Regions from separate parts of the Homo sapiens genome. Here region 2 is linked to region 1. The links are chromatin loops, found by intact Hi-C in ENCODE. Cell type or tissue: endothelial cell of umbilical vein. All regions are shown on one strand. Links, peaks and the distances in the headings refer to the core of each region. The heading gives the core; the rest is flanking DNA.

Region 1 (15,408 bases), core at 6,148-10,147:
AATGTCTTTGTCCAAACAATCTCTGCAACATTTCAAGGATGATATGGCAGAAAACATTATAGTGTGCTTGGTGACCCAAATCAACAGAAGTAGCTGGTGAGGGAGATGAGACAAAGAGGCTTAACAAAATTTATCCAGCCCATTTACAATAGCTTCAAAGAAACAAAATACTTAGGAATAATTTTACCCAAGGAGGTGAAAGATCTGTACAATGAAAACTACAAAAGATTAATGAGAGAAATTGAAGAAGACATAAATAAATGGAAAGATTATCCATGCGCATAGATTGGAAAAAATAACATTGTTAAAATGTCCATCCTATGCAAATGGTGTACAGATTCAATGCAATCCCCACCAAAATTTCAATGACATTTCTCACAGACACAGAAAAAGCAGTTCTAAAATTCATAAAGGATATTACAGGACCCCAAATAGCAAAAACAATCTTGAAAAAGAACAAAGCTGGAAGCCCACTTCTTGATTTCAAAACATCCTAAAAGCAACAGTAGTTGAGACAGTGTGCTACTGGCATAAAGTAGCATACATAAATCAACAGAACAGAATAGACATCCCAGAAATAAATTTATGCATTTATGGTCAATTGATCTTTGGCAAGTGTGCTAAGAACACACAATGAAGAAAGGACAGTCTCTTCAATAAATAGTTCTGGGAAAACTGGGTATCCATATGCAGAAGAAAGAAAATGGACCTTTATCTCACACCAAATTCAAAAAGCAACTCAAAGCAGATTGAAGACTTAAATATAGGACCTGAAACTATAAAACTACTAGCAGAAAACACAGGGGGAAAGCTACGTGACATTGGTCTAGGCAATGATTTTTTTGTATATGACTTTAAAAGCACAAGCAAAAAACCTTAAGCACCTTAAAAGCACAAGCAACAAAAGCAAAAATAGACAAACGGAATTACATAAAACTAAAAAGTTCTGGCACAGCAAAGGAAACAATCAACAGAGTGAAGAGACAACTCACAGAATGGTAGAAAATATCTGCAGACTGTACATCTGATAAGAAGTTAATATTCAAAATATATAAGAAACTTAGGCAACTCAATAGCAAGAAAACAAATAACTCAATTTTAAAACAGGGAAAAGACTTGAACAGACATTTCTCAAAAGACATACAAATGGCCAACGGGTATATGAAAACATGTTCAACATCACTAATCATCAAGAAAATGCAAATTAAACCAAAATAAGATATTACCTCATGCCCATTAGAATAGTTATTGTCAACAGATAAGTGCTGGAAAGATATGCGGAAAAAAGGAAAGGCTTGTACATTGTTGGTGGAAATATAAATTAATATAGCCACTATGGAAAACAATGGAGGTTTATCAAAAAATTAAAAATAGAATTATCATATAATCCAGCAATACCACTTGTTGGTGTACATCTAAAGGAAATGAAATCAATATGCTGAAGAGATATCTGCACTCCATGCACTGCAGCACTATTCATGATAGCTAAGATGCGGTATCAACCTAAGTGTCCATCAATGCATGAATGGATAAAGAAAATGTGAGGGGGGGGGTGTTTAATATATGTATACATACACACAATAGAATACTACTCAGCTGGAAAAAAGGGATCCTGTCATTTGTGACAACATGAATGAACCTGGAGGAATTATGCTAAGTGAAATAAGCTAGGAACAGAAGAACAAATACTGCATGATCTCACTTATATGTGGAATCTAAAAAAGCTGAACTTTAGAAGTAGATAGTAGAATGACAGCTGCCAGACACTGGGAACTGGCATAGGTGGGAGATGTTGGTCAAGGGGTGCAAAGTGTCAGATAGAATAAATAAGTTTGGGAGATCTATTGTATAGCATGGTGACTATGGTCTGTAATAACATATGGTATAGCTGAAATTCACTAAGAGAGATTCTCTTTTAACTTTTACGTTCAAGGGGTACACATGCAGGTTTGTTGTATAGGTAAATTGTGTGTCACAGGGGTTGGGTGTACAGATTATTTTGTCACCCCGGTAATAAGCATGGTACCCGATAGGTAGTTTTTCGATCCTCTCCCTTCTCCCACCCTCTACCCTCAAATAGGTTCCCGTGTCTGTTGTTCCCCTTTGTGTCCATGTGTTCTCAATGTTCAGTTCCCACTTATAAGTGAGAATATGCAGTATTTGGTTTTATGTTCCTGCATTAGTTCACTTAGGATTATGGCCTCTGGCTCCATCTATGTTGCTGCAAAGAACAAGATCTTGTTCTTTTTATGGTTACATATTAATAGCATCCTATGGTGTCTATGCACCACATTTTCTTTATCCAGTCTACCACTGATGGGCATTTAGGTTGATTCCATGTCTTTGCTATTGTGAATATTGTTGTCATAAGCATACATGAGTCTTTAGGGCAGAATTAATTATATTCCTTTGGGTGTATACAGAATGGTAATTCTGTTTTAAATTCTTTGAGAAATTGCCACACTGCTTTTCACAGTGGCTGAACTAATTTACATTCCCACCCCAGCAGTGTATAAGTGTTCTCTTTTCTCTGCAAACTCACCAGGACCTGTTATTTCTTTACTTTTTCATAACAGCCATTCTGTCTGGTGTAAGATGGTATCTCGTTGTGGTTTTGATTTGCATTTCTCAAATGACGAGTGATGTTGAGCATTTTTTCATATGCTAGTTGGCCGAGTGTATGTCGTCTTTTGAAAAAGTGTCTGTTCATGTCCTTTGCCCACTTTCTAATGGAGTTGTTTGTTTCTTGCTTGTTAATTTAAGTTCATTTAGATTCTGAATATTAAACCCTTGTCAGATGCAGAATTTGCAGATATTTTCTCCTATTCTATAGGTTGTCTGTTTACTCTGTTGATAGTTTCTTTTGCTGTACAGAAGTAAAAGTGATATTAAATGTTCTCACAAAGAATGATACGTATGTGAGGTGACTGATATGTTAATTTGCTTGATTTAATCATTTCACAACATATACATATATGAAAACATTACTTGGTATACCATAAATATATACAATTTTTGTCACCTATAAAATGTTTTTGTCAACTATAAAATATTTTTCTTTCCTAACGAAGAAAAAAAAACTTATCCAGAGGTCAGAATTTAAGTTTATGCCTCTCTTATCTGCAAATACCTCATTCAAATAAAATCTATCATCTTAATAGTGCTTTTGAATATGAGAGAGAAAAAAAGAAACCTTCTGTCTTGGTTGCTATGGTTACAAGAAAGGCGTTGTGGATGTGAATATGCCGACTTCACAAAGTCAAAAGCAAGAACAGTGATATTCTCAGCACTGATAAACACTCTGCCACTACAGCTGCACATTTACAAACTTCCATGAACTCAATGAAAGTGGATTCAGGGATCCATTAGGTATTTTATCATATTATATATCATCCCCAGCTCACACTACTTTTAAAAGAGCTGAAGAAAGAAATCTCTTGATAGACAGCTTCCTGTCCATTTACAACCTAGAAGGTACCTAACAAAAAACAAACAAAAAAACTTGCTGGCAAACCAAACTGTTTTTACTGAGATAAGAAAGAAACCATAAACACAATCATTTTAAAACACTCATATTTTAAGTATAGCTGCTAATATTGAATGACAGTTGCCATAAACTCTAATTGGATGAGATGCATTAGAGTTAAGTGTGTTGAGCCAAAATGCTCTTACATTTGCCGTACAGATTTCCGGGAGCAATTCACAGTATGTATTTCTGCAGCTATAACCATTTTTAACCCAGATTACTCTTTCAGGAAGTTTATTTTAAGCTCAGTAACTTAAATACTGTACCCAAAAAATATATAGAAAGGAAGAAAGTAAGACTTTACAAAATTATTATAGAGGCCATTATATATATATAGACAATTATTATATAGACAATTATCCAGTCTACCATTATGAGCATTTAATATAGAATAAGAAAGAGCTCTGTACTGTATCACATCAAGAACCTTCTTCCCACCCTTAAGAAACATTCTGATCTTAAATCACCCTGCAGGCCCAGTTCCAATGACTTCCATTAGCTCTCAATTATCCACGATGATAATGAACCAGAACAAATAGTCAATTCACCAATTACCCTCATTTTGCCCAAATATCACAGCCTTTTCCTTAACTAATATAGCTAAAGATTTGCAATTAATCTATTAATCTTGTTATTTCCTTTCTACCAGCTCTGAGGCAATTAGTATATAGAAACAACACATACTAGCTAACACGGCGAAACCCCGTTTCTACTAAAAATACAAAAAATTAGCTGGGCGTCGTGGCAGGCGCCTGTAGTCCCAGCTACTTGAGAGGCTGAGGCAGGAAAATGGCGTGAACCCGGGAGGTGGAGTTTGCAGTGAGCCGAGATCGCACCACTGCGCTCCAGCCTGGGCAACAGAGAGAGACTCCGTCTCAAAAAAAAAAAAAAAAGAAAAGAAAAAAAAAAGAAACAACACAAACATCAGATGGGAGTCAGGAATAAAAGAAAGAGAAAAAGAGAACAACTTAGATAATTCTCCAACTTGATATTTAGCTCCTGAATAATTAAGAATCAACTAGGATATAGTGCCCACCACACTCACTGAAATTTTTTAAAATTCTCTTTTCATACCTTTAAGTCAAGGGCAAGCATTTTAAAAAGCAGACAGCCAATAACTGCTCCTCTCACACATACTTTGTTTCTAGGAGTAGATACTTTAAACTATTTCCTTTATGAAATTCTAACTTATTGTTTTTGTTGATTGGCCCTAAACCTCACCAAAACAAAACCAGCAGACCTAAGCAAATCAGGATGCCTCCCAGTTTCAGGTGATCTCTTTTTCCTTTTAACACTCACAGTGAAGTACCTAACATGCTCTCCTATTTCTTCACCATTCTGAATGCCATCTCCCAATCCTGCTTTAATACCAATTTACTGCCACAGCCCATGTCTCACTTACCTTTTAATTCCTGCAATACCTGGAATAGTGTCTTGTGCATAGTAGGTGACTAAGAAATTGATCTTGAGTTGAAGTAAGTTAAAAACGCCTTTCTATACACATGCAAAATAGTGAGTTAGCAGGAACAGAAAACCAGACACTGCATGTTCTCACTTATAAGCGGAAGCTGAACAATGAAAACACATGGACACAGGGAGGGGAACAGCACACACTGGGGCCTGCTGGGTTTGGGGGGTAGGGGGACGGAGAGCATCTGGAGAAATAGTCAATGCATGCAGGACTTAAAATCTAGGTGGTGGGTGACAGGTACAGCATACCACCATGGCACATGTTTACTTATGTAACAAACCTCCACGTCCTGCACGTGTCCCAGAACTTAAAATTAAATTAAATTTTTAAAAAATAGTTGTCAAAAAAGTGTAAGTACCTCAAAATGGGAAATAACTGTGTTCAGTGCAGTATAAAAAGAGGTCCTAGACAGCAATTCCTAAACCATCACAAGCTGAAGAAAATACCCAAGTTCACTGCATAATCTCATTCAACAGAATCAGAGCACTGAAACTAGCCACATCTCATCAGATGGTAACTGTGGAATGAGTGAGTATCAGAGGACCGTGCAATCAATATGAGTAGCAATGACCCAACAGAGAAAGTATGGGGAAGATCACAGAAGCCTAAAACTGAGAAATTGGCAGTTTTTCAGGTCCTTTGGTCACATCATGTCTTGCTCATTACCCATTCAAAAGAATTTCCTTTAAAATAGTCCAGTTCTGCTCTATGCAGGATATTTTACAATCTAGCCTTAAACAAAATTGAATATACATATGTAAATTATGTAAAATGACCACAGCCCTCCAATTTTGACAATTTTAACCTTAACAATTTAAACCTCTCCACTTCCCCTTTCATGTTCAACTGACCTGTGTAGTAATAAGACATTCAAGAAATAATTTTATCATAGTCCTTTATGCTTCCCACTGAATTTAAAACTGGGAATAAAGGCCTCTGTCCTATGAAAAGGTTAGATCATTGGTTGGTTGGGTGATTGGATGGTTGGGTGGGTGGGTGGGTGGGTGGGTGGTTGGTTGGTTGGTTGGTTGGTTGGTTGGATGGTTGTAGGTTGGTATGAGGAAGGCAAGAGGTCTGTCTATTTCTTGAATCATACTCAATAAGGCCATCTCCAAACAGGAAGACAGGAACCCCACCAAGATCATTTGTATAAAGGTACTGGTAGCTTCTGCCATAAAAAGGAAAAGAATGGGTGGAATTTGCATGCAGAAATGAATAATTTAATTGAAGATCAGCCGGTGTAGACTGCCTTATAAGTTGTTACCACCTACAGCAACAGCTGAGCCTCCTTGTAATTATAGTTCTATCAATGACTTTATCCTTTAAAGAAAAAAACAAAACCTGAAATATCCTCAGAGCACTATAAATGATAGCAACTATTCCAGAATGCTGCTCTGAGGTGGGTGAGGAAAGTTTAAGTCTGACTTTCACCGACCAGATCTAAACACTTTTATGGGGGCAAAGGGAGCCCAGGCTTTCTTGCTAGCAATAGATACTGCTTCTTAGGCTCTATCTTCCCTTCCGAGACACCTCCCAGTTTCTTTTCCCAATCAAGGTGGCTCTTATTTTTATTCCAGCTGGAATTTACCACACGAAACTTAAGAGGGTGAGCATATAATGTGACTTAGCCCAAACCCTTCACTTACCTGCCCTGCCACCCTCCAACTGACCCCTCCCTCATGACCTTCTGTCCACAGCCCCTGCTCATTCAGCACTGATGTAGAATAGGGCATAGAGTAAAGAGTAACTGTCTACCACTTTTAGCAGCCTATCTTTATAGAAAACAAGATCATAGAAGGCACAATAAACCAAATAAGCCCTTCCCAGATAGAAAAAAGAACTTTGACAGTGCTGGCCTCCTTATGTGGGAACTTTTGTGAGTTAAAAATGTTATTAATAAAATTGCAAACATGCCCCTCCATATGTGTCCTGGTAGGAGCAAGATGGCTCCCTGAAAATTATGCAGGCAGATGACCTACTGATTACAATTCTTCCTCACATCTGCAGTGTGTTGCAGCTCAGAAGGCCTGACCAATTGTCGCTGTATGGTGCCTAGAGTTCTATGAACATACATTATTTTTCCAAAACATACAAGGAAATGAAAAGCATCAAAGAATAAGGTATAGTAGGAAAACGAGGCCTCTTTACACAATAAACTATTAAGAAGAAAAACAAAAGACCCAGTTATTTCATTTTATTTTAGCCCCTTAGTTTTCACAGATTTAAAGTCATCAAGTATAAAAGAACCCAAAGATCTTTCCCTCAAGACATTTCACCAAATAGCTCAACTGCCAAACATCTGAATTTGAGTTCAGTCATATCATTTGCATGTACTCTATTTTGTGAAGAACAGATCTGTTGAAGTAGTGTTTCTTATTACCAAAATTGTATGTTTCCCTGAAGCAATGTAGTAATTAAAGATTCTCCTTGACTGATATTTTCAAAAACGTCTATTTAAAGTGGGAGGTTGGGATATGTGGTAAGTCTTATGAAAGTGTGAAGTAGTTAAAAGATCTAAATGGCACATATTCCATTGCAGATCACTTAAGTTACTTTTAGGTTGTTAATATTTATATAGAGCAGTAGTAATGGATTTTTCTTTACTTCAGAAGTTCCAAGATTAGTAGGCATTTGCACAGATTAATGCACACTCTTCCATGCAGATTCACCCCATGGGAATCTTTTTCCCTCTCACTATTTGATACTCAGTGAGACATCTGTGTATCACAGGAGAAAAAATGTCAAAAGAACAACTTTAGGTAATGTTTGATTCAATAAATAAATTGAAATTAAGTATGTTATTTTTGTTTTCTTTTTCTCTCTATTATTCTATAACCTCACACTGATAGAGTAGATAAAGGATGAGGCAATGCAAGTCAACGAATGAGAAACAAAGATGGACGAAGAACTAAAGGAAAGTCTCTGTGTCACTTACTTTACTAGTTACCTAGCACTATTTTTAACTCTCTCATTAGAATTCATACCTGCCCAGAATCCAAATGTGAAGCTGTCCAGTACTCTGTTCTAAAATCAAAACACATCAAATGCCCAGCTTTCAATTATTCCTATAAAATATATCTTAATCACTCATATCCCTTCTACCTAACCTTCTGAAGTACCTGAAAACTGTCAAGAGAAAAGGAAGGAATTCTTGATATGAATCCCACTAAGTCACTGTGAGTCACAGAAATGGCCAGGCCACTCCTGCTTATCTGCTAATAACAGCTGCAGCCACTTCCAACTGAAGAGCAGGAGCCTTCCTGCCCACCAAACAAAGAGTGGAAACAGGAAAGAATCTTCATTCAACAGTTAAGGAGCATGCTGCCTCATCTTCTGGAAGGTGGAGCTTCCTTCTAGGGTGTTTATAAGACTGCTGATACAAATGTATAAAACCCAAATCAGGAGAAGGCGTTTACAGTCGGCCCTCCATATCCATGGGGGATTGGTTCCAGGACCCCAGAAGGATACCAAATTCAAGAATGCTCAAGTCTCTTATATAAAATCGTTCAGTACAGTATAACAAATGTCACTATGGCATTAATGAGGCTAGAAAATGACTGGCCTGGAAACTGTTTATTCATTAACATAATTTAAAAACTAACAATTCACTGAAGCATATACATTAGCAATCACAGAATCTCATTTAGTTAAGTGACACATGCCAATGCTAAAATGTTTTCATTATAGAAAAGTTGAAAAAATTAAAGAAAAGTGTAAAGAAAAAGATTACCAAAGGGGAAACAATATAATCCAAACAGAAGGCAATGACTATTGACATGGTGGTATATTTTTCCAGGTATTTTTCTAGGCATATTTATTTTTGAATTGTTGTACTGAGTTGTATACATAATTGTGAATCGATTCTGTTGCTTCATTTACTATTGTAATATCTAAGTTATGAGAAACTCTTTATAAATATCATGTTTATGACTGAGTTTAATCTTGGAACTAAGCAAAGGTGAAGACAAGGACTCATCAGTGATTTAACACCTTTTTAAAATCAAAGTTCAAGGATACACTTCCATCATTAACATTTCATCATATTGTTTTCATAAATACTTTTAGAATTGTGGGATCCAGTCCAAGTCAAAAAAAAGAGAGTCCCCTAACAGTGCTTAACACTTTCAAAATAATAATCCATTTCATAAATCTTCAGAGCAAAAACTATACCAGTGGTAATAATGTTAGCACAGATTCCACTCAGAGCATCTTGAATATTTATCTAAGACATAGTCCCAGCATTGGCTAGTATCTATACTTCTTTAAAAATATAATGGGGTCAAGAGAGAATTTTCATGTAAGTTAACTTCCTAGAGGCTCCTAACAGCTCTTCATAGTTAGTACTTAGTGAAAAATAAGCAACATTTGCTTGCTTAATGCCACTGAGTACAGAGTCAAGGAGATTTAACCATGACAATTAAGTCATGTTGAGTGATTATATAAATTGGAAGAAATTTCTTGTCCAAAGTGAAGAGCTAATACATATATCATTCTGGATGCTTACTCATGACTAATCATGTATTGAGCAATAAATGCAAAAGGAAAAATTGAAACTTGATGAAAGGAAGTTTCTAAAACTGTATACCTTTGGTTGAAATATATGCATATAATGACTAGATGCAGATATAAAGCAATATACCAGTCAAAAAAATCATACCATCAAACTTCATTTAAAAATGACCCTTGGTTCTAAATTTAACCTTAAGAGTTTGTGCATTTTTCACAAAATGGATCCTTCTTTGTGCTTTTCCTAAAAGAGGGGAAAACTACACCATATTTGCTTGTCAATTTTCACATAATCTGGCCATAACGTCACTAATGCTAGTCATCAGTGTCTGTTTGGGTTATTCCTGAGAAACAATATAACCTTAAAATTTTCCATAATAAACATAGATTTTGACACTCAAATTATTTCATCTTAGTATCTCACCCATGCACACTTGAATCAAAAGTTTGACCCATGAAGGAAGGTGTCTAGTGATAGGATCCCTCCTCCCAAGTAGTCCTTTCAAGTGAGCCAGAGAGGTTTCTAAATCTGGAAACCAGCATAGCCATTTCTCCAGAATTTTTGTAAAAATGCCCTGTGAGTTGGCTTATGTAATACTTGGCTGTTTGCCTTGAAAACACTAATTTTGTTCATTACAATGCTACTTTTGCTTTTCTACCTTTCTTCTTTGTATTTTTAGCATTAGGAAAAGACAGAAGGTAACCCTCAAAATGATAGAAGAACATATCAACCAAATTCTTCTTGAAATCCCAAAGGAAAGAGATATGAAGCATCACAGAAGAGGGTGAATACATTGAGGAGGGGCTCACTGACATTGGTGGTGCCAAGATGAGTTAAAGCAATGAATGGAGACAGAATTAAATAACATTAAATGACATGGTAGAATGCCATTCCCCTTTCAGTTCTCTTTCAATCCCTCTGATTACATCACAAAGAACATTTAAGTTTGCTATTCTTTAACACCCCTCTGACAATAACTGTGATAGATAAAAAGATGGCCACAAATTCTTCCCTACTATTTTCCTTGAATCTGAACTAGACTAAATCAATAGAAAGTGGTTAAGATGTTGTGGGACTTCAGAGCCTAGATCCTAAGAAACCTCAGTGTCCACGAAGACTTCTTTGAGCACTCACTCTTGGAACTTAGCTGCCACATGTGATGACAAACCATATGAAGAAGCAACGTGTAGGCACTACAGGAAATAGCTTCAGGCGGTCCCAGCTAACAGGTAGCAGCCCTTGCCCAGCCAAATAAGACAACCACCATGAACATCCAGCCCAATCAAGCCTTCAGATAATCCCTGCCCCAGCTGTCAAATGAAACCTCATGCCAAACCCAAACGAGTACCACAGGATAGCCAAGTCAACCCACAAAAATGTGAGTGATAGTAATAAAGTATTATTTTAAACCACTAAGTTTTGGGTGGCTTGTTTTGCAGCAACTGATAACCAGAAGGCTTCCTACTCCCCAGTTTCAAGAAAGAAACAATAGGCTGCAGTTTCAGCAAATGCGCAGGCCAATAGTAGACAAATGATAAAAATACTACTTTTGATCTTATTTATGTTTGTGCCATGTGATAGTGGGTTTTTATTTATGGTCACGGTTAGAAAAGGCAACATCAAATGAATACAAAGTTAAAGAGACAAATTTTTTAAATATCACGTAAATTATAATTTGAGTTTGAAAGCTCATAACAAAAAATGGGATGGTGAATGGCCATGAATGGCTGACATATGGGAAACATTGCATAAAGATAAAGGATAACATGGAAAGGTTCTAAGGGAATAGACTAGGCTCAGAAACAGAAACCTCTTATTTTGCCTAAAGAGGTAAAATGGCAGTGCAAAATCCACAAGTGGGTTCAGCCATTGCTTGTCACATTCTGATGTTTTCTGTCTATGTGTCACTACTTATTCCTGAGTCTCTACTACAAAATCTGAGGGTAACTCTGACCTCTCCCACAGGGTTGGTTTGGGGCTCTACAGCATGTTATTGAATCTACTCATATACTCTTTGGAGGTAGAAAAAAATCACAGTGAGCCACTGAAGCTTGACAAGTTATTTGCTGACATGCTGTGAACAAGAAATTTACACATGTTGCAGAGCAGCAAGTAAGGATTCATAAAGATGAGAGGGAAAACAAGACCCCCTCAAAGACAAACCAAAAGCCATAACTGACAAACATGGTTTGAATAGAAGGAAAGCTGACCTTCAAAACAAGACTGAATTTCATTCAGAATGTATTTAAGATCCAGAAGAAAGGACAGATGTGCTACAAATAGAGTGACAAAATATGATACTTAAGAGCATTTAAAACTGAGTAGAAAAATCAGGTCTCCAGCTAAAAGAGAGATTGAAATAAAAAGGGTTAATGACAAAGGTGTGGGAAGGTTTGGCAGGAGGCTCTGGTGTAGAGGAGGTCTGAGGGAGGGAGGGAGGGAGGGAGTGTTAGTGAGTGCATGGAGAAAAGTTGTAGTTTAAGTACAACTAGCAGACCATTAACATTTATGATGGATGTCCTCAGGCTTTTGTAAATACCACTACAACATATGATTTCCTCCATAAGATACACACTTGAGAAGATGTGGGTACAGGCTTTCTCCTTGGCTAGGAGTGGCTCCAACAAATTAGTCTTGCATTCTCACTGTCATATTTATGATTTGACCCAATTACAAATCACCACATTGAAGAGCTTAAAGTTCATTCCCAAATAATAGAAACTGAAAATGTTAAATCTGGGAAAGCCAAGAGTCTACTGTATTCACTTGGGAAGAAATTTCTTCTCAGAAGCTGAATGTTGATGATTAAGCAATCCACTAGCTAGAACTGAAACACCCCACTCAAAATTCAAGCTAACTGATTTTTTTTAACCAACCAGTTTTTAAAACTTCTCCAATATACTTCTATAGCACATAAACAAATCCCTCACAACTCTGAAAATTTTATTTTATATTTTTCACTTTATCACCCATATAAATACAGATTTTTTTTCTCAATACTTAAAAGTTTTCAGTGTGGGAAACAGCATGTGGTGTTGATAATTTCCTAGCCGGCACATTCATAAATTCAAGATTATTGAGAACTACAACAGTGTCCACAAAAGCCCATCAGGAAAAGTAAAAAACTGATTCTTAATCTGTTCATTTATAAATCACTTTTTCCATCTTAAAAACCAAAGCCATAATATTATGCTACATTTCAGATTGTTTGATTGCCCGAATTTATTCAACAAATGGGTAGGGAATCAGCTAGAAATTTGCATTCCTTTCACTTTATTCTATGATCAGTTCTAGATTATTCTCAAATATTATGGAAACCCTAAATGTAATATCTAAATGTAACGTTAAAAACTCTAGATGTAATACCTGAAATGCTCTGGGTTTTCAGTCAACCACTTAAGTCCTCAGAATATAATGAATACGTTCCTACTCATGACCCCCCCAGATAAGAAGGATGCTAAATTCAACTGTTGCTCTCCCTGTGCTGACAGGCAGGCCTGCACAGTGCTCAACAGTGAACTGGAGCCGGTCTCGACCCTGTGAGCGCTTCATTAAACAAGTTTAGCCCTCTGTACTTCAGTTCCCTGGTCTATAAAGTGCTGTATCAATAATAATAGTATTGCTCATGGGTTGTTGTAAAGATTAAATAGAGTGATACACATAAAATACTTAGCCTAATGCATCTACATACATTTTAGTGCTACTGTTTGTTGTTGTTACTAAGATTTACCACAACTCAAATTAACTCAAATCTAAAGGTGAATTTCTCAGAGCTTTCTCCATTGTCAATACCAGTGGAGGGTTCACCTGAAAAGATGTTTGTGTATTTGTGATATGACTGCTCTCAATTAAGAATTTATCAATCAGAGCCTGCTCAGGAGGAACAAAGACATTGAAGCTGCAGCAGAGACAAGGTCTTGATTTTCAAAGATCAGGCCTACGGCTAGGGTAAAGCTAGTGAAGCACTTGCCTTGCGTGCAAAAATGTAAGGGGGCCTCTCCCTCTCCCTCTCCCTCTCCCTCTCCCTCTCCCTCTCCCTCTCCCCACGGTCTCCCTCTCATGCGGAGCCGAAGCTGGACTGTACTGCTGCCATCTCGGCTCACTGCAACCTCCCTGCCTGATTCTCCTGCCTCAGCCTGCCGAGTGCCTGCGATTGCAGGCACGCGCCGCCACGCCTGACTGGTCTTGGTGGAGACGGGGTTTCGCTGTGTTGGCCGGGCCGGTCTCCAGCCCCTAACCGCGAGTGATCCGCCAGCCTTGGCCTCCCGAGGTGCCGGGATTGCAGACGGAGTCTCGTTCACTCAGTGCTCAATGGTGCCCAGGCTGGAGTGCAATGGCGTGATCTCGGCTCGCTACAACCTACACCTCCCAGCCGCCTGCCTTGGCCTCCCAGGGTGCCAAGATTGCAGCCTCTGCCCGGCCGCCACCCCGTCTGGGAAGTGAGGAGCATCTCTGCCTGGCCGCCCATCGTCTGGGATGTGAGGAGCCTCTCTGCCTGGCTGCCCAGTCTGGAAAGTGAGGAGCGTCTGCGCCCGGCCGCCATCCCATCTAGGAAGTGAGGAGCGCCTCTTCCCAGCCGCCATCACATCTAGGAAGTGAGGAGCGTCTCTGCCCGGCCGCCCATCGTCTGAGATGTGGGGAGCGACTCTGCCCCGCCGCCCCATCTGGGATGTGAGGAGCGCCTCTGCCCGGCCGAGACCCCGTCTGGGAGGTGAGGAGCGTCTCTGCCCGGCCGCCCCGTCTGAGAAGTGAGGAGACCCTCTGCCTGGCAACCACCCCGTCTGAGAAGTGAGGAGACCCTCCGACCGGCAGCTGCCCCGTCTGAGAAGTGAGGAGCCTCTCCACCCGGCAGCCACCCCATCTGGGAAGTGAGGAGCGTCTCCGCCCGGCAGCCACCCCGTCCGGGAGGGAGGTGGGGGGGGTCAGCCCCCCGCCCGGCCAGCCGCCCCATCCGGGAGGGAGGTGGGGGGTCAGCCCCCCGCCCGGCCAGCCGCCCCGTCCGGGAGGTGAGGGGCGCCTCTGCCCGGCCGCCCCTACTGGGAAGTGAGGAGCCCCTCAGCCTGGCCAGCCGCCCCGTCCGGTAGGGAGGTGGGGGGGTCAGCCCTCCGCCCGGCCAGCCGCCCCGTCTGGGAGGTGAGGGGCGCCTCTGCCCGGCCGCCCCTACTGGGAAGTGAGGAGCCCCTCTGCCCGGCCAGCCGCCCGGTCCGGGAGGGAGGTGGGGGGGTCAGCCCCCCGCCCGGCCAGCCGCCCCATCTGGGAGGGAGGTGGGGGGGTCAGCCCCCCGCCCGGCCAGCCGCCCCGTCTGGGAGGTGAGGGGCGCCTCTGCCCGGCCGCCCCTACTGGGAAGTGAGGAGCCCCTCTGCCCGGCCAGCCGCCCCGTCCGGGAGGGAGGTGGGGGGGTCAGCCCCCTGCCCGGCCAGCCACCCCGTCCGGGAGGTGAGGGGCGCCTCTGCCCGGCCGCCCCTACTGGGAAGTGAGGAGCCCCTCTGCCCAGCCAGCCGCCCCGTCCGGGAGGGAGGTGGGGGGGTGGGGGGGTCAGCCCCCTGCCCGGCCAGCCGCCCCGTCCGGGAGGTGAGGGGCGCCTCTGCCCGGCTGCCCCTACTGGGAAGTAAGGAGCCCCTCTGCCCGGCCACCACCCCGTCTGGGAGGTGTGCCCAACAGCTCATTGAGAACGGGCCAGGATGACAATGGCGGCTTTGTGGAATAGAAAGGCGGGAAAGGTGGGGAAAAGATTGAGAAATCGGATGGTTGCCGTGTCTGTGTAGAAAGAAGTAGACATGGGAGACTTTTCATTTTGTTCTGCACTAAGAAAAATTCTTCTGCCTTGGGATCCTGTTGATCTGTGACCTTACCCCCAACCCTGTGCTCTCTGAAACATGTGCTGTGTCCACTCAGGGTTAAATG
Region 2 (15,408 bases), core at 3,745-7,744, 100 kb after region 1:
GTGTGCATGTGTCTTTACAGTAGAATGATTTACAATCCTTTGGGTATATACCCAGTAATGGGATTGCTGGGTCAAATGGTATTTCTGGCTCTAGATCCTTGAGGAATTGCCACACTGTCTTCCACAATGGTTGAACTAATTTACACTCCCACCAACAGTGTACAAGCGTTCCTATTTCTCCATATCCTCTGCAGCATGTGTTGTTTCCTGACTTTTTAATGATCGCCATTCTAACTGGCGTGAGATGGTATCTCATTGTGGTTTTGATTTGCAATTCTTTAATGACCAGTGATGACAGGCTTTTATTCGTATGTTTGTTGGCCACATAAATGTCTTCTTTTGAGAAGTGTCTGTTCATATCTGTCACCCACTTTTTGATGGGGTTGTTTTTTTCTTGTAAATTTGTTTAAGCTCTTTGTAGATTCTGGATATTAGCCCTTTGTCAGATGGCTACATGGCAAAAATTTTCTCCCATTCTGTAGGTTGCCTGTTCACTCTGATGACAGTTTCTTTTGATGTGCAGAAGCTCTTTAGTTTAATTAGATCCCATTTGTCAATTTTGGCTTTTGTTGCCATTGTTTTGGTGTTTTAGTCATGAAGTCTGTGCCCATGCCCATGTCCTAAATGGTATTGCCTAGGTTTTTTATGGTTTTAGGTATTATGTTTAACTCTTTAATCCATCTTGAGTTAAATTTTGCATAAGGTTTAAGGAAGGGGTCCAGTTTCAGTTTTCTGCATATGGCGAGCCAGTTTTCCCAACACCATTTATTAAATAGGGAATCTTACCCCACTGCTTGTTTTTGTCAGGTTTGTCAAAGATCAGATGGCTGTAGATGTGTGGCATTATTTCTGAGGCCTCTGTTCTGTTCCACTGATCTATATATCTGTTTTGGTACCAGTACCATGCTGTTTTGGTTACTGTGGCCTTGTAGTACAGTTTGAAGTCAGGTAGCATGATGCCTCCAGCTTTGTTCTTTTTGCTGGGGATTGTCTTGGCTATACCAGCTCTTTTTTGGTTCCATATGAAATTTGAACCAGTTTTTTCTAATTCTGTGAAGAAAGTCAATGGTAACTTGATAGGAATAGCACTGAATCTATAAATTACTTTGGGCAGTATGGCCATTTTCACTATATTGATTCTTCCTATCCATGAGCATGGAATGTTTTTCCACTTGTTTGTGTCCTCTCTTATTTCCTTGTAGTCCTCCTTGAAGAGGTCCTTCACATCCCTTGTAAGTTGTATTCCTGTGTATTTTATTCTTTTTGTAGCAGTTGTGAATGGGAGTTCACTCATGATTTGGCTCTCTGTTTGTCTATTATTGGTGTATGGGAATGCTTGTGATTTTTTGCACATTGATTTTGTATCCGTAGACTGCTGAGGTTGCTTAGCAGGTTAAGGAGATCCTGGGCAGAGAAGATGGGGTTTTCTAAATATACAATCATGCCATCTGCAAACAGAGACAACTTGATGTCCTGTCTTTCTATTTGAATATCTTTATTTATTTCTCTTGCCTGATTGCCCTGGCCAGAACTTCCTATGTTGAATAGGAGTGGTGAGAGAGGGCATCCTTGTCTTGTGCCGATTTTCAGATGGAATGCTTACAGCTTTTACCCATTCAGTATGATATTGGCTATGGGTTTGTCATAAATAGCTCGTACTATTTTGAGATATGTTCCATCAATACCTACCTTATTGAGAGTTTTTAGCCTGAAGCTGCCTCCCGGGCTCAAGTGATTCTCTGCCTCAGCCTCCTGAGTAGCTGGGATTCCAGGCACATGTCACCATGCCTAGCTAATTTTTGTATCCTTATTAAGGACAAGGTTTCACTCCTGACCTCATGATCTGCCGGCCTTGGCCTCCCAAAGTGCTGGGATCACAGGCGTGAGCCACCGCACCTGGCCAAATTTTATCGAAGGCCTTTTCTGCATCTATTGAGATAATCATGTGTTTTTTGTCATTGATTCTGTTTATGTGATGGATTACATTTATTGATTTGTGTATGTTGAACCAGCCTTGCATCCCAAGGATGAAGCTGACTTGATTGTGGTGGATAAGCTTTTTGATGTGCTGCTGGATTTGGTTTGCCAGTATTTTATTGAGGATTTTCGCATTGATGTTCATCAGGTATACTGGCCTGAAATTTTCTTTTATTGTTTTGTCTCTGCCAGGTTTTGGTATCAGGATGTTGCTGGCCTCATAAAATGAGTTAGGGAGGAGTCCCTCTTTTTCTATTGTTTGGAATAGTTTCAGAAGGAATGGTACCAACTCCTCTTTGTATCTCTGGTAGAATTTGGCTGTGAATCTGTCTGGTGCTAGGCTTTTTTTGGTTGGTAGGTTATTAATTACTGCCTCAATTTCAGAACTTATTGGTCTATTCAGGAATTTGACTTCTTCCTGGTTTAGTCTTGGAAGGGTGTATGTGTTCAGGAATTTACGTATTTCTTCTAGAATTTCTAGTTTATTTGCGTAGAGGTGTTTATAGTATTCTCTTATGGTAGTTCGTATTTCTGTGGGATCGGTGGTGATCTCCCCTTTACCATTTTTTATTGTGTCTATTTGATTCTTCTCTCTTTTCTTCTTTATTAGTCTGGCTAGCCATCTATCTATTTTGTTAATCTTTTCAAAAAAACAGTTCTTGGATTCATTGATTTTTTGAAGGGTTTTTTGTGGCTCTATCTCCTTCAGTTCTGCTCTGATCTTAGTTTTTCTTGTCTTCTGCTAGTTTTCAAATTTGTTTGATCTTGCTTCTCTAGTTCTTTTAATCGTGATGCTGGGGTGTCGATTTTAGATCTTCCCCACTTTCTCCTGTGAGCATTTAGTGCTATAAGTTTCCCTCTAAACACTGCTTTAGCTGTGTCCCAGCGATTCTGGTACATTGTGTCTTTGTTCTCATTGGTTTCAAAGAACTTATTTATTTCTGCCTTAATTTTGTTATTTACCCAGTAGTCATTCAGGTTGTTCAGTTTCCATGTAGTGCGGTTCTGAGTTTCTTAATCATGAGTTCTAATTTGATTGCACTGTGGTCTGCGTGACTGTTTCTTATTATTTCCGTTCTTTAGCATTTTCTCAGGAGTTTTATTTCCAATTATGTGGGCAAATTTAGAATAAGTGCTATGTGGTGCTGAGAAGAATGTATATTCTGTTGATTTGGGGTGGAGAGTTCTGTAGATGTCTATTAGGGCTGCTTGGTCCAGAGCTGAGTTCAAGTCCTGAATATATTTGTTAATTTTCTGTCTCGTTGATCTGTTGAATATGGACAGTGGGGTGTTAAAGTCTCCTACTATTATTGTGTGGGAGTCTAAGTCTCTGTGTAGGTCTCTAAGAACCTGCTTTATGAATCTGGGTGCTCCTGTATTGGGTGCATATATATTTAGGATAGTTAGCTCTTCTTGTTGCATTGATCCCTTTACCATTATATAATGCCCTTCTTTGTCTTTTTTGATCCTTGTTGGTTTAAAGTCTGTTTTATCAGAGACTAGGATTGCCACCCCTGCTTTTTTTTTCCTTTCCATTTGGTTGGTAAATATTCCTCCATCTCTTTATTTTGAGCTTATGTGCGTCTTTGCATGTGAGATGGGTCTCCTGAATACAGCACACTGATGGGTCTTGACTGATGGGTCCAATTTGCCAATCTGTGTCTTTTAATTGGGGTATTTAGGCCATTTAAATTTAAAGTTAATATTGTTTTGTGTGAAATTGATCCTGTCATTATGATGCTAGCTGGTTATTTTGCCCATTAGTTGATGCAGTTTCCTTATAGTGTCAATGGTCTTTACAACTTGGCATGTTTTTGCAGTGGCTGGTACTGGTTTTTCCTTTCCGTATTTACTGCTTCCTTCAGGAGCTCTAGTAAGGCAGGCCTGGTGGTGACAAAGTCTCTCAGCATTTGCTTGTCTGTAAAGGATTTTATTTCTCCTTCATTTATGAAGCTTAGTTTGGCTGGATATGAAATTCTGGGTTGAAAATTCTTTAAGAATGTTGAATATCAGCCCTCACTCTCTTCTGGCTTGCATGGTTTCTGCAGAGAGATCCTCTGTTAGTCTGATGGGCTTCCCTTTGTGGGTAACCCGATCTTTCTCTCTATCTGCCCTTAACATTTTTTCCTTCATTTCAACCTTGGTGAATCTGATGATTATGTGTCTTGGGGTTGCTCTTCTCGAGGTGTATCTTTGTGGTATTCTCTGTATTTCATGAATTTGAATGTTGGCCTGTCTTGCTAGGTTGGGGAAGTTCTCCTGGATAATATCCTGAAAAGTGTTTTCCAACTTGGTTCCATCCTCCCCATCTCTTTCAGGTACACCAATCAAATATAGGTTTGGCCTTTTCACATAGTCCCATATTTCTTGGAGGCTTTGTTCATTCCTTTTCATTCTTTTTTCTCTAATTTTGTCTTCACACTTTATTTAGTTAAGTCGATCTGCAATCTCTGATATCCTTTCTTCTGCTTGATCGATTCGGCTAGTGATACTTTTGTATGTTTCACGAAGTTCTCGTGCTGTCTTTTTCAGCTCCATCAGTTCATTTATGTTCTTCTCTAAACTGGTTATTCTAGTTAGCAATCCCTCTAACCTTTTTTCAAGGTTCCTAGCTTCCTTCCATTGGGTTAGAACATGCTCCTTTAGCTTGAAGGAGTTTGTTATTACCCACCTTCTGAAGCTTACTTCTGTGAATTCGTCAAACTCATTCTCCATCCAGTTTTGTTCCCTTGCTGGCCAGGAGTTGTGATCCTTTGGAGGAGAAGGGGCATTCTGGTTTTTGGAATTTTCAGCTAAGTCATTTTAACCATTCTCAAAAGCATATTTTTAACTAATGGGGCTTACGATGTGATGTTTTCATCTTTATATTTAAGAGGTTCCAGTTTCAAGGTATTTTGTGACTGTTAGATTTCATTTATTTATACTTGTAAATGAGTAAATGTAGATCATGAATTATTACAAGATTTCATATGTAATCCCTGCCTAATTATTAATGAGGGCTAAGTCATAAAAGGCAACCACTGTCACTCATGGGAAAAAATATGTCCCATAGCATGCAAAGAGCACTGGATGACTGATGGCTACAGCAGAAGAGACCAAGGCCAGCCAAGCTAAAGAAACAACCAGAGCAATGTGCCACTCCAAACTATGGCTGCTTCCCAGTTGCATAGCACAAACACAGTAATTCAGCCTTAACAAGAAAATGAAAGGCAAATCACTATTAATCATAAAGCAAACAAAAACATTTGGTGAAACTAATGAATACTACTTATAATAGAACAGCAAAAATCTACATGTTTTTTGAAAATTCTCATCAAAAATGCCTCTTTTAAAAAGAAGAAAATTAATTTATTAAATAAGTTAATTTCTTAACATAAAATTTAAAAATGGATTTTAATAATTTTAACGATGCATAAATTCAACATAATACAGTATGAAATAGTGTGTAATGTTGCAATTGAATTACTTTTAATTTCACAAACACCAATATGAGAGGTGGTGATAGGGCACGGCTCTTAAAGCTAGCTCTCTAAGTTCACGTACTAGCTTCAAATATGATTTACTAGCTGGGTAACCAAGATATTCTTTATTTGATTCTGGAGGAACTTAGGGAAGAAATTCTGTTTCATTAGAAAAATCTGTTTCTTTACTATTACCTATAGTCTACCCAATCACATACAGCTAGGGTTGCCAGATTTAACAAATAAAAACACAGGATGCTCACTTAAATTTGAATTTTAAATAAACAATAAATAATTTTGCCTAAATTGTACTAAAAACTTATGTACTGTTTATCTGGAATGCAAATTTGACTGCATGCCTTGCATTTTGTCTGGCAACCACCTACAGCAACTCTGCTAATACTATACTTACTATTTTTCATTATTTTTAGTGAGCACACCATAACAATAGTGTCATAAATCATGCTTTGTGCTATATGGCATGTAATTACACAATCAGCTGGCAGCCTGTGTAAAGAACTGCAATGGATTCAAGAGGATTCCTAACTTTTGAGTTAAAGTGGTAACCATTTATGGAATTGTTTTAAGACAGTTAAAGACATTCTGTTTCAATCTGTTCTTGATATGTTTCCTAAGGGGACATAACAGCTTTTAGTATTTGCTTTTACCCAAATGGCAATGACTGGAATATTCGATTATGGATTTATGTATACAATTATAAAATTGATCTCAGCAATCAAGTTTCTGCCCACATAAGCATATTTCACATCACTATATGGATACTTTTACAAAATTTCCTTTGACATTGCAAAGGTATAAGTTTTAAAAGATTTGTTCTAAACTTCAAAATTAGCATTATTGAATATTTTTTCAAAAGCCACACTTGATTGTTAAATTATAATAATCCAAGCATAAGAATTTTTAAATCCTATGTTAAATAACAATTCTGTAATCTAATATAGATATATGAATTAGCAAAAAATCAAAACTTTGACTACAATTTAAAATCACAAAGACATTAAATAAAATGTTTTGTGCTTTTTACTGTTAGTAAAACAAGTTTTGAACTCAAAGGTAATTTTGATCATCAAAACGTCTCAATAATATAAGTTTTCTATGTGGCATTTATACTATTTCAAAGCAATTTGACAACAGTTATCCCGTGAACCAACCAACCTCTTGCAAATGGTTTTATCAAATAAAACATAATTAATATAAACACCAGTGAAATACTGATATTTACAAAAGATCTATTTACTCCAAACTAATGAAAATGAATCTTCCAACCCAAATTATAAAAAGAAAAAGAAAAACTATAATAACAAACTTTTTTCTATTCATCTCTAAAACATGACCTAAATGATTCAATCTCAAGTTATCAACAGTATTTGTAATACTAGACAATAAAAAGTTAGCAAAATGATATTTTATTTCATGTCTTATAAAAAACATATTTGCTAATCTGTGAGAGTAATAGAAACATAGACTCTTGACCATGTTAAGATAAAGATCAGTAAGCTAAAACAGAAAACAGTTACATTCCCTGTGAGTCATCATATTCCATTGACTAAAAATCACAATTTAAGGAAATTCTGTAGCCAACTGAACACTTAACAACAGTGCTATGACCATTTGGGGGACTTTGGAAAACAATGTAAATCTTGAAGAGCGAATATCTGGCAACTTTTCTAAACTAGATCATAATCTCAGGAAATGATAAATTTAAGATCCAACAGAGTACTTTTTTAATGCTACACTGAATTATTTTTCAAAACCAACCCAAAAATACGTTTTTCAAAAGTTGAATGGATTTATTTTTTAACCTTTATCATGATATCCACTTTGTTGACAACACCTAGATTATATCCTCTTGTCGACTCTGAGCTTCTCTCTCTTCCAATCTCCCTTGTTTAATGCTCCTAAAAACATTTTTCCCAGCTGTGCCAGTTTCGAAGAAAGCACATTTAGAAAAATAAGAATAGCCAACATATATTGAGCAACTATGAGCAGGGCACTATGCCTATATATATATATACACATATATATTTATATGCATATATACACACAGTGTCATCTCATAAACTGGAATGTGAGAAGTAGGAAGTGGTAGGAATTGGAACTGGAAGAAAAAGCGGGCTCCACATTGCACTGGGCCTCCTGACCCACGTAAAGGGATTTGCACATTATTCCTAGGACAATGAGAAGTCATCAAAAACTTTTAAGGAAGAAAATGATGCAGTTGGATTTGCCATTTAGAAATAATACTCTAGCTACTACTCTGGAGAATTAATCAGGCAAAAGAAAATGGCTGGAGGCAGAACTACCATGTGGGAAGATGCCACAATGATACAGGCCAAGCTAGTGGCCTGAACTAGTGTAGCAGTGAGAACTATTTAGTAGGTAGACCCAAGAAAACATGGTGATACATTGGATATGATAGAAGAGGGGAAAAAGGAGACAAAGATGACATCCAGATTGCTAGCAAGGGCAACTGAGGATAGTGGTGCTATTCATGAGATGAAAAACGAGAAGGAAAAATCTAGGAACTTGGAAATATCCAGCAAACAGATATCCAGGCCTAGGTATATTCACTCATTCAATAAACATTTTTAAGCACCTGGCTTGGAGCTCAGCTCTATACTATACTTCTGTTACAGCACCTATATTCTATTTGGGCTTACAGTTTTAATACATTGGGTATTGTGCATGTCTGCCTCACCTTCGAATCTCTATATTGCAAATATAGTCTTGTCATGAATGCTAGAAGCATCAATGAACAGATGAATGAACGAATCGGTCATTAAAAGTAACTTTGCCAAATGTATTATAGTGTAAAAAGAATTGATTAGCATTGCCAAAAAGGCTGTTAGTAGAGTTAAATTTCAATGGCCTTGGATCCACAACAGAGATATTAAGCATACATTTAAAGATTTAACATAAAACATTAAATAGTAAGAGAAAAGGTCCACATTCTTCCTCATCTTCACATATAAATCAATTATATATCAACTCAATTTTCAATATTTGAAGGAAAGAGTCAAAATCTATCAGAATTAAGAAATTCCTTTATATATAATCACCTAAAGAACATTGTTTTCATTTTAGTTGTATCTCACAGGATGAAGCGTAGGTAGATGATAGGCCACCCATGCCAGATGTGGTCCATATTCACAAACATTCACTTATGCTATTGTGAACGAGGTATCTCAAGATAGCAGATGGGTAGTCTGACTAAATACATGTCATACATGGTTTGATTAAGAGATAGCGGCAGCCGATAGGACTGCTTCTCATACACCAGTCCACTGCTGTTGTGAGGCTCAGTGAAAAGCCTCCGAGAAGGAAATACTGGCAGGTACAACTGCTAGGAAAGTATATAGACCCTGTCGTAAAATTATGTAGTGAATTACCGACTTTTCATTAGTAGCCAATGGACAGTGTCTTTATTAGAGGAACTGCTAGATAAATGGATTGTCAAGTCCATTTTTTTAGGCACAGCCTAAAATATTTCTAAAATATATAACAGATATATTGCATTATTCACCTGCAAGCCTTATGGCAAACTTGTGGGATAGGCATTAAAATTCCCATTTTACCAATGAAGAAACTGAGGCTCAGGAAAAATTTTATGATCACACAGTTAGAAAGTAGCAAAAATGAGATTCCAGGATCCCAGATCAAATTCTCAAATCTGTGTCCTCTTACCTGCCCACGCTGTCTCTCAAAGACTTAAGTTCCTGTTAAGGAAAGCGAACCTAGCAATGGTAGACTACATTAACTCAGGGCAAGATTCCCTTAAGGAAGGTAGAAGAGAATGAGTTGTCTTGGTTTAGTTTGGGTGAGAGATGGGAGATAAATCAAGTACATGCTTAGCACTTAGTAGGAGCTACAGAAGATGCAAGAAAAGTCTAAAATGTGGTCCCTTTCTTCATGGAATTGGTAGGAGACACTGTAATTTCCCACTGTTTATAGGATAGTTTCTAACTTATATCATCCTTGTGAAAATCAAGGTTATAGCTGATTAGCTAAAAGAATACTGCCTATGCCTTCTACTGAAAGAGCTTGTAGCCTTAAAACTTCCAGGAACACTGGCTCCATTTTACTGTGGTACTAGGACTGGGTCCAGTGTCATACAGCAGCTGAATTTCAGAGTGAATCCATGATTGGCTTGCACAAAGATTACAGCCAAAATTCCAATTCTTTCAGAATGCTTTCATAAAGAAAGCTATGTTTAAATCTAATAGGTATAAAGAAAGAAGCAGAAAAATGTTATATTCATTATATCCTCCTCCACCCACTGACTTGTGTCTTACCCACGAGAACCTGGCAGGTGACAAACACCTAAGGCAAAAAACCAGAGACACCTCTGATTTTCAGCATGCTTGGTCAAAAAACCTGCAGAAAAAAAAGGCAATATTGCTTCCTTAACCAAATTATTACTTATAATAAAATGAGTAATAGCTGCCAATTTTATGGTTCACCCCTTTCCTTAATTTTAAGGTTTTATTTTAAGACCAGTCATTACTTATTTAAGGCCCCTGCCTTTACAGAGCATCGTTTTGGACCACAAAACTGAACAGCTCGAAAGAGTTCTGGCTTTTAAGGAATTTACAGTCTAACAAGAAAGACAGACTCATAAACAAACAAGCTGAATATCTGAGTAGGAGTCAGACATGTTTTTTTTTTTTTTTTTTTTTTGAGACAGGGTCTCGCTCTGTTGCCCGGGCTGGAGTGCAGTGGCACAATCATAGCTCACTGCAGCCTCAACCTCCTGAGCTCAAGCAATCCTCCCATCTCAGCCTCCAGAGTAAATGGAGCTATAGGCATGCACCACCACACCTGGCTAATTTTTGTATTTTTTGTACAGATGGGGTCTCACTATGTTTCCCAGGCTGCTCTTGAGGTCCTGGGCTAAAGTGATGCTCCCACCTCAGCTCCCCAAAGTGTTTGGATTACAGACTGATTTTTTAAATACTTAAGTTTTCATTCACGTTTTGCATATAGCACAAATTTTACCAAAATGGCCATAATTCCAGGGTGAAAAAAAAAAGGAGTATGAAGTCATCAGCTGTAACAGGACTTTTGCTCAGTAAAAAGCAAAATTCAAAGATGTCATTGAATTGTAAGGTGCAATCAGTTTGGACAAGTTAAGAAAGTTATTCTAACAGATGCCTTCACAGAGTTTTAGGTGTCTCTTAAGTCTGAGTTTGTGTCAAGATGAGAATTATGAGGACTTTTCTAAAATTTCAATCAACTTGAAGCAAGGAAAAAAAACCATTATATATTGTTCATTAATATGAAATTTTAGATAAAAGAATGACCAAAACCAAGGACACAAATATATCAAAACCAAGGACACAATATAGTGTCAAATTCTGTAAGTACTTAAAAATCATTTGCTGAATTAAATTGAGCTATGCTAAATTCATATATAGCTCATTCTTTTACTCTAGAATTTGAGGAAAGTGGAGACCACTTTTAAACAAACTTGACCCTTTCGTAAAAATTGTGCTTTTGTTTGTCAAGAAAGAACAGAGAGAGTGACAATTATACATACTGAGGAGTGGTTTACAGAACTTTTTTGGAAGAAATTTGAAGCGTAAAACAAGTAACTACTTACTATATCAACTCAAATCAAAGTTTCTGGGCATTTTTCTTTGTAATACTGCAAGAAATTAGAGAAAATCAATGATGACCAATATGAACAGAGACACTGGAACTGCCCCATCTACCAGAAAGATGACCATCACAACTCCAACCTGGTTAGATATGGCAGCCAAAAGACAAGGTTTGCTCCATGACTCAAACATACCATTTTATTCAAAGCCCTCTATGATCAAAGTCTTAAGAATTACTATTTCTTTATTTCTTCATATCTGAGAAGTCCTGACAATTCTTTCAAAACTAGCCTCAGATTTTATTTTCCTATTTCCAAATAATAATAATTAACATTCATTGACTATCTACCTTGTATCAACCATTTAGGTAAGCACTCTACATGAATTCTCTCATTTAAATCCTCCCAAAAACCACCAACCACATATATATATATAGAGAGAGACAATCAGTATTCCAATTCTGGCAGTCCAATTCTAGGGCCTTTTAATGGTAGTGCTATACCACCTCTTAGATCTAGCACTTAATTCTAGAAACTTCTAGCCATTCTCCTAATCCCTAATTTATTTCTACTGTTTCACATAGTTATTAAGAAAATTATCTTTAAGCTGGGGGCAGTGGTACATGCCTGTAATCCCACCACTTTGGGAGGCCAAGATGGGAGGATCACTTGAGCCCAGGAGTTCAAGACCAGCCTGGAGAGCCCATCTCTTAAAAGGAAAAATAGAAAATCATTTTTAACTGATTTTTTACCTATGATTTTTACCTATAATTGCTTCCCTATTGAAGAAAAGTACAACGGCTTTATACATCATATTAAATTGAATCCAGCTGCCATATCAAGCCTACCTTTGGTGAACTCATCATATCCTCTCAAATTCAGGAGCATAGTGTCTTAATATAAAGACAACTTTGCTGAACTGTGGTCAATGGAATATGTATTTTTTTCCAGAAAAACAATTCTCCTGATGGTTACATTTGTAGAAATACAGGATCCAAAAGAAGGAAGGTAAAACAGCCCACTACAGTGGACCACAGTGCATCTGGCATAGCAACCAGTGTTGAGGCCTAGGAACACCATTTCAAATGAAACACTGACAAATCAGAACATGCCACTTACTGTGTGAATCTGGGCAAATACTTAACCTGTCTGTGCTGCAACTTCCTCATCCATGAAATGGGGTAGACAGTCCCTACTTCATAAGACTAGTAAGAATTGGTAAGAGTTAATACACATAAAGTGCTTAGAACAGTGTCTGGAACATGGTAAGCACCCAATAAATGTCAGGGGTTATTTATTATAGTGGGAGTGTGGGAGGAGACACCCACGTAACTCCCTTCAAATATGTCAAGAGCTGTCATGTGAGAACTTAAACTTACTCTTTATAGCTCCTGAAGGTAGAAATAGGACTGCCTAAGGAAAGTGTCAGAGAATAACTTGATTTGGGCTCAACGTAAGAATTTTTTCAAACGACAAAAGCAGACTGAAAATGAAATTGGCTCCCTAGTAAGGGAGGCAACTCCCTGCTGACTGGAAGCAAATTCTGCACATCTAGAAGGGTTCCTGCCCTAGTGTGGTTAACTGCAAAATGACCTCCAAAGGCTCTCCTAAAAGTTCACCACAGGATCTTTCAGACAGCATGTGGCACACAACAGTTACTCAAGGCATCCTAAGTTGTTCTTGCTTGGAGTTTATCTATGATTCACATATGGTATACATTTGAAAGTCAGGATAAAAAGTGCAGTCCATGTCTGTGAGACATCATTTTGAAGCCAACTGGCTCATACAGACAGACCCTAGTAGCACATGAGCCGTGTTCTGGTCAATTTTCCTAACCAGGTTAAACAATGTGAACCCCAAAACAGAATAATGTCTGATTCCCTCCTATTACAAAACACTTTGGTCCCTTCTCCAAATTAAGAATATATCCCACGACTAACTGTTTTAACCTTAACAAAAACTTACAGTCTCCTCTTGTTCATTTTACCAATAGAATCTCCTAATCTCTACCTAAGCACATGGCCATCCTGATAAAGACTACATTTTCCAGCCTTCTTTGCAGCTGGGTATGGCCATATGACCACTGGGCCAATGGGCCAGTGGGATATGAACAGAAGTGGCATGTGAAACTTATGGGTCACTTCCTTAAAAAGAAACTAATTGCTCTCCACTTTCCTCATCCCCCTTCTTATGAAATAGAAGGCAAATGTGGTGATAGGCCATTTTCATCAAAGGGACAAGCCAACATCTTAAGGGGTGGCCCAAAAAGAAGAGCAAAAAATCTGGATCCCTGAATTACTTTACGGAGCAGAGACACCTACCTGATTTGTAATAACCTGCTTAGTGTTGCTTATTAAAGAAATAAACTATCTTGTTTGAGCCACTATGTGCAGGGATCTCTTTGTCAGAGCGACATAGCCTCCCATCAGATGAAAGTATTTATAAATATGGAGAGTGGACCTCTTCACTTCAAAAGCTCAGAAGTTCATGTATAAATATTCTCAGCTAAATTCCTCCTTTAAAAAAGATTTTTATAGTGAAATTTTAAGTTCAGATGTAGATCAAGCCAACTATCTAAAGCAAACAATACTTTGGAGGGCTGAGTACCACCACCAGTGATATACTTCCTGAACACTGAAAAACAGAATGGTTTATAAAGGAAAAGACCCAAATGATAGGGGGAAAAAAGAGAACTTGAAGAAAACTACAAAGACAGTCCTTGTGGGTTATAGCACCGTGATCCTTACAGGGACAAGACAAATAATCTACCTTAATCATCTACTTGATCTTTAAAATGCTTAAGCCATTTTCAAATGTAAGACCTAAATATCAAAATTGAAACCATTAATAAGAATACAGAAAGGCTTCAAACATAATCAGATAAACACAGTTAAGCTTTAATGTCCATACGAAGCTTCAGAGCAATGTTTCTGTAGCTTGTAAAAAAGCAAATTCTTTAAAAGATAGTAAGGTATTAGGCACAGTGGGTAAAGAACTTAAATCACAGTTTTGCTTTCTCCAGATTTTTCTTGAAGAAGTTCAGAACAGCAAAAATATCCACTTCAGAATTTTCATTTTATGTAAATAAATATCTAATATCTACATCTAGACAGTTTTAAATTTTGATTTCAACTTTTTATCTTATTTAATACCACTAAGCCCACCACATTCTCAGTTGATCCCAATGTCAGCAGAAAGTATTGCTTTTCTCTTCTGGCTTTTAACAGGCTTCATGCAATGAAAAATATTCCATAACCTGGTCTTGTTATCCATGAAACCAGATTGCAACTGATTCCCTATGATGTGAGCTTATATGGAAATCACACTTTGATACAAGCAGTGCTAAGAAAACTGGGCTTTGTTCTTATTTTAATATCTTACACTGCCATACAGGCTGGCATACATACCCCATTACACTGACAATGCACAGAGGAACACAATAAATGACTCTAGAACTATAAGATAATAAATCTGTGCTGTTTTAAGCCACTAAGTTTGTAGCAACTTATTACAGCAGCAACAAGAAACTAATACTTGGGGTTGCTGACATGTAAGTTTTGAAGAGTCAGAAGCCCAAAACCCAGCCCTAGGAGTTGTGCCAAAACAACTACTTCAGATCCATTGCTTTTTCTTAGATCCTTCCTACTTCCAACTTAAATGAAATAACATATATGCACCTAACTCAATAAACGGTGGTTGCTTTTATTGCAAAACAATCCAGGGTTTAACTACCTTAACTTTTGTTTTTCTGCTCAGCTCCATTCCAGCCAGATGAATATATTCTGAAATCATTGTTCGTTTTTTCAGGTTGCAGGTTTGGAAGACAAAAGAAAATGAAGAGTAAAAGTATACCTTCCCCCAACCCTACTACATACACACACACACACACACACACACACACACACACACATGCATAATAGTGAGCCTTGGCTTCCTCATCTCTAAGGTGGAAGTGATAATGATAGCTACATGTCTTCCCAGACTGTTGTAAGAATTGAAGATATTGTAAGATCTTGACAATGGTGTGCTCATTATTATTCTATAACATGAACGCTTGAAAGAAACCTCCACTACCTATCCCTGGTATCATAAACAATTCTAATTACATTATCTAATTATCACAAATAATCTCATTTTAATGATTCTCTGAAAGAATGGGAGTGATAGTAGACAGCCGGCTTAGTAAAATGAAAGGGTAGAATTGGAAAATGGTCTCTAAGCTCCCATTCAGCCCTCCAATTCTATAACAATGTAATTGAATAAGTAAGCAGTCTCAAGTTGTGGTATAAACATATATTTTTTTCCCTAACTGCTCATTCTCAGATCCTCTCTGTTTCTCTATACTCCAGTTAT

What was found. Hi-C counts contacts between places; a loop is a spot of excess contacts. Peaks named below come from ENCODE experiments on the same cell type or tissue, not always from the same donor. Only the 100,000 strongest peaks of a DNase experiment are listed, where the experiment ranks them.
Region 2: it touches region 1 in a loop (6-fold over the local background); 1 of 110 quality-filtered maps calls a loop at or near these places.

Annotation. Positions count from the first base shown.
Region 1 is chr2:197,922,277-197,937,684 of GRCh38, reverse strand. All of the region lies in intron 1 of PLCL1 (phospholipase C like 1 (inactive)), which reads right to left. Among named protein-coding and RNA genes, the nearest start is that of PLCL1, 130 kb to the right of the region's middle. RefSeq lists an enhancer at 8,046-8,340. In endothelial cell of umbilical vein, for the core only: no CTCF peak of the experiment used is centred there; a DNase peak (open chromatin) is centred at 8,224; H3K27ac peaks cover 619 bases.
Region 2 is chr2:197,819,442-197,834,849 of GRCh38, reverse strand. The region is part of intron 1 of PLCL1 (phospholipase C like 1 (inactive)); the gene reads right to left. Among named protein-coding and RNA genes, the nearest start is that of PLCL1, 23 kb to the right of the region's middle. In endothelial cell of umbilical vein, for the core only: no CTCF peak of the experiment used is centred there; DNase peaks (open chromatin) are centred at 5,929 and 7,029; H3K27ac peaks cover 1,010 bases.